Regions from separate parts of the Homo sapiens genome. Here region 1 is linked to region 2. A link is a contact called in ENCODE Hi-C or POLR2A ChIA-PET data. All regions are on one chromosome and are shown on one strand. Each heading gives the region's core, a stretch centred on a gene start or an enhancer-like site at or near the end of the contact. The rest is flanking DNA. Distances are from core to core; before and after follow the strand shown. Region 1 overlaps GLIS3 (GLIS family zinc finger 3). Region 2 overlaps GLIS3 (GLIS family zinc finger 3).

Region 1 (4,233 bases), core at 178-2,677, 63 kb after region 2:
TGTTCTGGGGATTCTGAGAAAAAGACATGCTGTCTCTTCCCTGGAAGATTTGATGTGAGAATGTGATGTCTGGAGCTGCTTGCAGGCCTAGTGCTATAAGAGAGGAAAGTCTAGAGGTGGGGGCTTGGAAGGTGAGTGAGTAGCACGGAGGAGCTGAAGGATGAAGCCAAAACATGGATGTGGGGAGAATCCAGGTCCTTGGTGAATCATTTCAGGCACTGGATCAAACCTCACCTAAGGCCAGCACCCACTTTAGGATTTTTCAGTTACATGAGACAAGAATTCTCCATGATTGTTTAAGCCAGTTAAAACTGTTCCAACAAGACAAGACTAAGAATCCAGGCTGACAGAGAGGTTCAGCAGTGACCTCAATGAAAGCAGTTTCAAGGGATAGGTAGACATATTAAATATGGATGACTTCTCCTTTAAGAAATATGAATAAAAGAAAACTGTTTAGGCTGCACTCAAAGGATCAGGTGTGGTCAACAGGATTTCTTTTTTTTTAGTTTGTTTTTGTTCATTGTTTGTTTGTTTGCTTGCTTGTTCCAAGATGCAAGATACCTGAATCTGATTTAGAAGCTGACAGAACTGATCTAGAAGAGAAGAGTTGAAGGTATGGAAGGGAAAATATATAAGTGGTACAAGATCCCCCCATTTTCAAATTATGAAGGCAAACTCTACATGCTTTCTGGTCACTAGATCTAAGAAAATCTATAACAGAACTATCTGGAAAGGGAATCTTAATAGTGACCAAGGGATATTGCAAGTGAGTATTAGCTTCTATATATTTATTGAAGACATTTTAAAAAGAGGTGGAAATGTTTCACTGTGGAAAGAAAAAAGCTCAGAGAGGCTGTAATGAGGGTGTTCTAAAAAATTACTAAAAGACTGGCTTACACAGGATCTCTTTCACCAAATTGCAGTATATGAAGACTGCCTAACATCTAACCTTGAAAGAGGCTTATTTTCTATTACTATTTCCAACTGAAAGTCATGATAATATAAAACTCAGACGCCTATTAGCAGAAAATAGAGGCGTAGCTTTATGAACTGCTTTGGAAAATCCCACACAGCCTATGTGCAGTGGACATTTAAATAAACTACAATATTCCCTGATCTCTGAGGTCAATGAAACAAGAGAATACTTTATAATCTCTCCCAAAGCATGTTGCTGAACTGGAAGAACTCTAGGCCTCACACCTTAAATTCTCAGGTCTAATAAGGGGTGTGAACCATCCATAAATGAAATGATATACTGGTGAAAAATGCAGAATTGTGGTAACGGTTTGAATGAAAATCTTTGATAGATCGAAACTCTGCATCAGTTTACCAAGAGCTGAACTGTTTAACTGTTTATTGAAATGCGACCTGTCAAATCTGAGTACAACTGAGAGATTAACATAGTTTTCACAATTCAGTGTAGATACTTGGCATATCGCGCTGGGAGGAAGGGGGGAGGACGAAGTCCATGATACTGACAAACAACAACTGCTTAATATCCTTATTTGGACATTCGTACTCACTGACGCCAAATACATATTTTGTAGAGCCAGAGGGGATGGAAGCCAACAAAGACAACTTGCCCTTTTAAAATAACAGAATCCCTAGACCAGAGGGCCCCTACAAAGGCAACACATTCATCCCTACCTCTGGGCTACACTTCCCAATCCATAATGGTATGTGGAGAATAATCCATAACATCTTTCATAACCCAGTCCAATTTTATCATCCAACCCCACCTCCCCTCCCGACACAGAGCAGCCACATGCTGAAGCTGCCCCCTTCGTCCCCACACTATGCAGAGGGAAGGTGGACTCTGCCAGCCCCACTAAACTTAAGGATGCACACAAAATATTTACAACAGCCAGCATGACAAGAGGAGCACTCTTAACTTAGGAATTTCCATTCAGCCCAAGGCAAATAATCGCTGGTGATTTATGCTCCTCCACTGGATGGAAAAGAAACATTTGCAGGATTAAAATGTGTATTTTTTTCATTATGCCTTTACCTCAAAATGATGCTTATGGAGCAATTTAGAGACAGGTTACAAATCTGGGAGGATTCATAATTATTCCTGCTTAAAGTTAATAATAACAGCTAAACAAATAGCTAACATGTTACTACGTGCCTTACACATAGTAAGATCTTCACAGACATTATTGCCTTTAATCTCCACAGCCCATACTATGTGTGACATAAGCATAATCGTACTCATTGTGCCTGCATCGCAGATGAGAAAAAAGCAGGAGAGAGAGGATATACTGGTTGCCCAAAGCCACACAGCTCATGAGTAGCAGATGGGGAACCCAGAACAGGCAGCCTGGCCCTGGGCTTGCATCCTTAACCATTACACCTCACTTCCTCCAAACAGGTATGAGGCAAAAAAGCAAAGGGAATGATCTTTTTAAGATCACTTTTGGGTCACTGATTCTATAATTCTAACTTCGCTTTCTTTATCTGGCTAAAATACTTCCACTTCAGCTGCCCCAAAAATGCTATATGTCCCTGGAACCACGTTGGGGGTAGCGGTGTGCTTTAAACAGCACAGTTAGTGTGTGTGACTCAATAACCATTCTGTACACCACCAGGAAAGTGACTTTTATACCACTAACGTCACATTAACCTCTTTGCCTGCCAAGAGCAGGCCTAACCAGGCCTGCAGTTTTCATTTGAGTTCAGTCCCCTGGGAGAAAAGCTTTTATTTGACAAAGCAGATTCTTGCCACACATGAGTAATCTAAGAAACTGATTTCTAAAATATGGCTTCTTTATACGACAACAAGTAGACATTCTCCCCAAGTTAAATGACAAAGGAGATCTGATAATTAAGCGGCTTGGGCATGGGGGATGGAGAGGACTCCTGTTTTAAATCTCGAGACTGCAATGGCCACAAACAAGTTCTGATCTTCAGTGGGCACATCTCCCTGCAGCTCAGCCTGACGTCAATGGCAAGGGGACTGAGCAAGGATCATGCCTCTGAACAGCTTCCAGAGAGTGGTCTTAAGAATATAAAGTCATGCTAAGTTGCTCAACATGGTGTAACATGAGTGTCTGAAAACAAGTGCTCTCTTCTGCCATTGCTGGAGTGGGCAGGATTGGAAGAGCCATTTCTTCTGAAGGCCCGTTTGGGAGAGGGGATTTTACAATTTAACCATGTCCTGTGCTCTCTGTAAAGTGTGACTGAAATTGTCTGTTAGGGAATAGTATGTTCCGCACTTGGGTAGAGAATAATTTGAAAAACCCTGGATGGTTGCTAGCGTTTAAAGAGTCTAACTCTGTGTGACAAAGATAGGTGTCCAGTTTTGCCCAAAGCCTTATGCCACCCTCTAAATGCCTGGAGATGGAACTCAATGGGTGGCTGGCTCTTGGTGACACCAGTGACCAACACCTTGTGTGCCCTTCAGAGGAGGTGAATCTGTGGCTAGAAAGCCTCCAGCTTTCATGATATTCCTTTCCATAATAAAGGCTGTCTGGATGGGAGGAGGTCTGGATCCCCAGCTTCTCTGATGGTGCACTTCTTCATAAAGCACTCTTGAGAACACTTCCCATAAATGTACATTTTCACATAAAGTTGCATCCATGCTACTGCTCATGCCAGGTGTATCATAAGATATATATAAAAGTGTCATTTTAAAAGATGACATATAAATTACGTAAGTCCTAAGATTTTCTTCCTGCATCAAAATGGACGCTCATGCACCACTCTGGAGACCCCCTGATCTAACCCAACCCCCTCATCTTATAAATGAAGATGCTCACTCAAAGACGTAAAATTACCCTGAGTTCATCTAGAACCCACACATCCTGACCCATACACTGGTGCTCCTTCCTGAAGATTTTCAACAGGTGCTTGTGCTACCTCCTTTCTGGGACATTTTGATGCATAGGGTATCTGGGTTTCTCATAATGTCAGGGCATGTTACTGGCATTCATGGGTGTGGACCAGAGAAACTAAACGTCTTGGAATCTGTACAACAGTCCCACACACAAAGAACCCTCCTACTCCAGGTGGCAAGAGCCCATTTGCAGAAAGCTTCTCAAGATGGACTTCCTTTTCCCAATAGAAACTTCACCAGCAACAAGTCTGTGCTATTCTCATTGTGCCTGCCATCCTCTTGGACTCTTAAAAATCACAGTAATTCCATTTCATTTTTCTCTCCAATGTTAATGATAGCACTTGTCAGGAGAGGCTCACTGCTAGAGCCTTCATAGAATTCCTATCATGTTCCTCTCT
Region 2 (4,016 bases), core at 755-3,254:
ATTCTTTCCCATCAAAATGAAAAAGCAACCATAATACATATTGATGCCAGTATGAAAAAATCTAAATTAAGAGTTGTGCTTATGTTCTCCCTAAAATAATACTATTTTAAAAGTAGCAGTATTTATCTGAATTTGAATGCTAAAGCTGAGAATAAACATGAAGAAAAAGTTAAATGTTAATCAAGTTGATAGCTTATTCCCTGAATAATATACAAAGTCTTAGAAGAGAGTAAATAACACATAATAAACAACATAAGATTCTATGGTTTTCAATGTTAATGAGAAGGAGAGAAACAAAATCCTTTCCTAATTATCAAAGAGTCAATTAAGTAGAGGCCTTAGCTTGGGGGTTAGAGTGCCTCCTCATTCAACTGTTCCAGGTGAATCAAATTATAAACTCTGCCAGGATGTGGTCTCCTGTGTTCTAAACATTCTGTAGCAAAACAAAAATAACAAAACTACAGGCAGAAATCTCACTTTGATCTTCTTATACAATGAGTGGAATACAAACCTTGAAACAAATCCAGTTTGAAATAAAATATTATAATAAATCCCCAAAAGTCATCGGGTAATATTAGCACCTTACAATGGGCAGAAAAATTATGAAGAGATCTCCAAAGTATTTCCAATAAGGAAGACTGTTAGACATTAATCTCAACAAGCTCATACTAACTCCAAATTCTCAAAATGGAATCAATACAATTTCCTTCCAAACCTAACCCATCTAAGTGTATGAAATTTTCACACTTAAGGATATGCATGTTTCAGAGAAATTTTGAGAAATCAAATTATGTTTTAAGGCTGAAAGATCAGTGAGGAAATAAATCACTTTGGCCAAATTTCACAGGTATCCGCTTCCCTTTCTTCTCTCTTATAGCTGTTGGGTACTAGTTAGCCAAACCTACTCTCTGACATACTCACCTTGCAAAATATCCAGAAAAAAAGAATAAAGATATGTGTCTTTTTTCAGCTTTTACTGGAGCATAAATGACAAGCAGAAACTGTGTAAATGTAAGATGTATAATGTGATGATTTGACATACGTACACACTGTGAAACAATTACCACAATCCATAGTTAACATACCCATAACCTTACATGGTTACCTTTGCATGTGCGCACGTGTGTATTTGTGTGTGTGTGTGTGTAGTGAGAAGTTAAGATCTACTCTCTTGGCCGGGCACAGTGGCTCACACCTGTAATCCCAGCACTTTGGGAGGCTGAGGCGGGCAGATCACCCGAGGTCAGGAGTTCGAGACCAGCCTGTCCAACATGATGAAACCCTGTCTCTACTAAAAATACAAAAATTAGCCGGGCATGGTGGTGGGTGCCTGTAATCCCAGCTACTCAGGAGGCTGAGGCAGGAGAATTGCTTGAACCCAGGAGGTGGGGGTTGCAGTGAGCCGAGATTGCACCACTGCACTCCAGCCTGGGCGACAGAGCAAGACTGTCTCAAAAAAAAAAATAAAAACAAAAAAAAACTACTCTCTTAATAAATTTCAGGTAAACAATACAGTATTGTCAACTATGGTCACCACATTGTGCATGAGCAATCTCCAGAACTTATTCGTCTTGCATACACTGAAACTTCGTACTCTTTGACCAATATCTCCCATTTTCCCCACCTCCCAACCCCTGACAACCACTATTCTACCCTCTGCTGCTATGAGTTCCAGCATTTTGGATTCCACACCTAAGTGAGATCAGCCAGTATTTGTCTTTCTGTAGCATCTTTTGTCTTTTTCTATCAAGCACACTGAACTATCTATGGCGAAACCATCTAAATGTTTGAAAGAGATTTTCCACCATCTTCAGAATTCTAGGATCAAGCCAGTGAGAAAGAAAAGAGAATAGACGACGTCTCCCTTCCTGTTTAAACATAGTGAGCACCTTAGTATGGAAAGATTTTCCCATTATCTTCTTTCAAAAATGTGTCAGCATGGTTTGGGGGAGGGTGGGACGACAGGGCAAGTGGGAGAGCTGTTATTGGACCTCAGGGGAGAAGGCAAGGGAACAAAGATCGAGAAACCTTGCTCCATAAATGCTGTCCTGTCATCTGACACCACAGCGCAAGGAATGCTACTAACACCTCCGTCCAAAGGAGGAAAGAATAGAGTCCGAAAGAGATCTGAAAAGAAGGCGGATAATTCAGCTCAACCGACTTGTTTTTTGACACGTAGCCTTGAAAAGAACAATTTTACCTCAGAAACTTGGCAAATACAAAGTGATATTTTTTGATAGGTTATAACATGCATTTTACTAAATGCATGAAGAGAGGGCGAGGGAAAAAAAGGCCAGGTATCTGAAGACAGGAAAGTTGTCAGGTTTCTCGTTTCTGTGTCATTTTTGTTTAGTCGGTCAAATGAAAATTCAAAACCATATAATTAGATGGTTGTTTATACATGATTAAGCATGAGCTCATTGGACTCTACATGCCAAAAAGTCAGAGATGTGGTTAAGGGCAAGAAGGAACTATTAATAAAAGGAAATAAAGCTGTAATACATTTTTCACTTATGAATAAAAATAACTCAAAGGTCTCTAGATGGAAAAAGAGAAACAAAATCAACCATGAGTAGGGGCAAGAAACCAGATAATTTTATAAATGGTTAGAATTCAATAAAACATAAGCCACTGGTATGAAAAGGCTTTTTTTCCTCCTCCATGATTCTAATCCTATTTTTTGCTTCTCGTAAACATAACTCACAATGAGAACATAACAAAACTTACCTGTATTATATTTCTTTAGAACTGTTCTGGGAAATATTTAAGCAAGAACATGCTGTTTATTTACAAGAGTTACTTGTTCTTCATAACTGTCTTCACCAGTAATCCTCTCCGGAAAAACCAATAGCTGTCAGCTCCCTTGGAAAAGGCAGTGTCCTTTTGTTTTTAACAACTGCAGAATTTTCTTCCCATAGCGAAGTGAGCCCATTGAAAGCAAGGCTTAACTGACCATAACCTTCATAAAGGTAAGGCAGATGCTCCCAGATCCCCCACAGGATCTGTGATTTTAGACTTGGGCTCTGAAAACTGGTGAATCAACTGCTCATAGACCAAACACCACACTATGGATGAGGTCAGTGGGCAAGTCTTTGGGATGGCAGAGAAAATAAACTGATCCAGGATCAGCCTACTTACTCCTTGTTAGGTAAGGTTTTTAAGCCAATACTACAACGTCCCACTACTGGGAAAATACATCAATACAGGGTACCTCTGGAGAACACGCTGGTAAATGAAAAACTACACCCAAAGGTGGTTCAATTGTGTGTGTTATTTTCTATAAGCAAACATATCTTTAGGTTGCCAAGGCTAGTACCTTTTGCACACAACTGCTGTGATACATATAGTACAACCAATTGATTGGAACAACATGATCTAAAACCAAAAATGACCAAAGCCCACAGGATATCGCAACACACAGTTCTTAAGAATGAGGCTAAAATGAATCTAATAACATTCAAAAAGCCCATAATGCCTAAGAGGCATGAACACCGACTTTTACAGCCCGACTCTGAGAGCAGTCTCCAAGTCACATCAGTGCCCTCTGTCAGAGGGACCTAACATCTCAAACTTCCCTCTCTTTCCTCTCCCTTCCTCCCCTTCTCTTCCTGCCAGCTTCCCTCCTCCCTTTGTTCCCCCTCCCTCCCTCACTTTCTCCCTTTCTCTCCCTCTCTCTCCTTTAGTATCAGCCAGTTCTGACTCCCAGAGAGAGTAATCTTCTCTGGGAAGTGCATACCCGCTCAGTAGAATTTAAACAATATACTTCATTTAAGCCTGTATGATAAACTACAAAATATAGAAATTCCTAAAAAGGTCATTTCCAAGAAACTAACATGACAAAAAAGTACAAATCTGAAAAGGCATGGACAATTGAGACAAAGCACAACATTCATAACTAATTTGGCAATTTTAACCTATAAAACCTATATATTATCTACATGTCTTACATGAGATAGGTACTTTGTTCTAAAGATACTTTTTAATTATTGACCTGATTTTGTCAAATTCAGTTCTTA

Evidence for each region. Hi-C counts contacts between places; a loop is a spot of excess contacts on that map. ChIA-PET counts read pairs that join two places held with the same protein, here RNA polymerase II (POLR2A). Pooled maps may share reads with other maps.
Region 1: a map of ascending aorta shows a loop between it and region 2 (2.1-fold over the local background). The contact joins two enhancer-like sites. A Hi-C loop is called at or near these places in 2 of 168 maps with a recorded cell type or tissue (ascending aorta and chondrocyte) and 1 of 50 pooled maps. POLR2A ChIA-PET finds 5 or more read pairs at or near these places in 1 of 52 experiments (endothelial cell of umbilical vein).

Annotation. Positions count from the first base shown.
Region 1 is chr9:4,205,449-4,209,681 of GRCh38, forward strand. All of the region lies in intron 2 of GLIS3 (GLIS family zinc finger 3), which reads right to left. Among named protein-coding and RNA genes, the nearest start is that of GLIS3-AS2, 92 kb to the right of the region's middle. Within about 2 kb of position 1,428, at least 4 of the 41 ENCODE cell types and tissues checked have a DNase peak (open chromatin) inside an H3K27ac peak, as active enhancers do.
Region 2 is chr9:4,142,112-4,146,127 of GRCh38, forward strand. The region is part of intron 2 of GLIS3 (GLIS family zinc finger 3); the gene reads right to left. Among named protein-coding and RNA genes, the nearest start is that of GLIS3-AS2, 160 kb to the right of the region's middle. Within about 2 kb of position 2,005, at least 3 of the 41 ENCODE cell types and tissues checked have a DNase peak (open chromatin) inside an H3K27ac peak, as active enhancers do.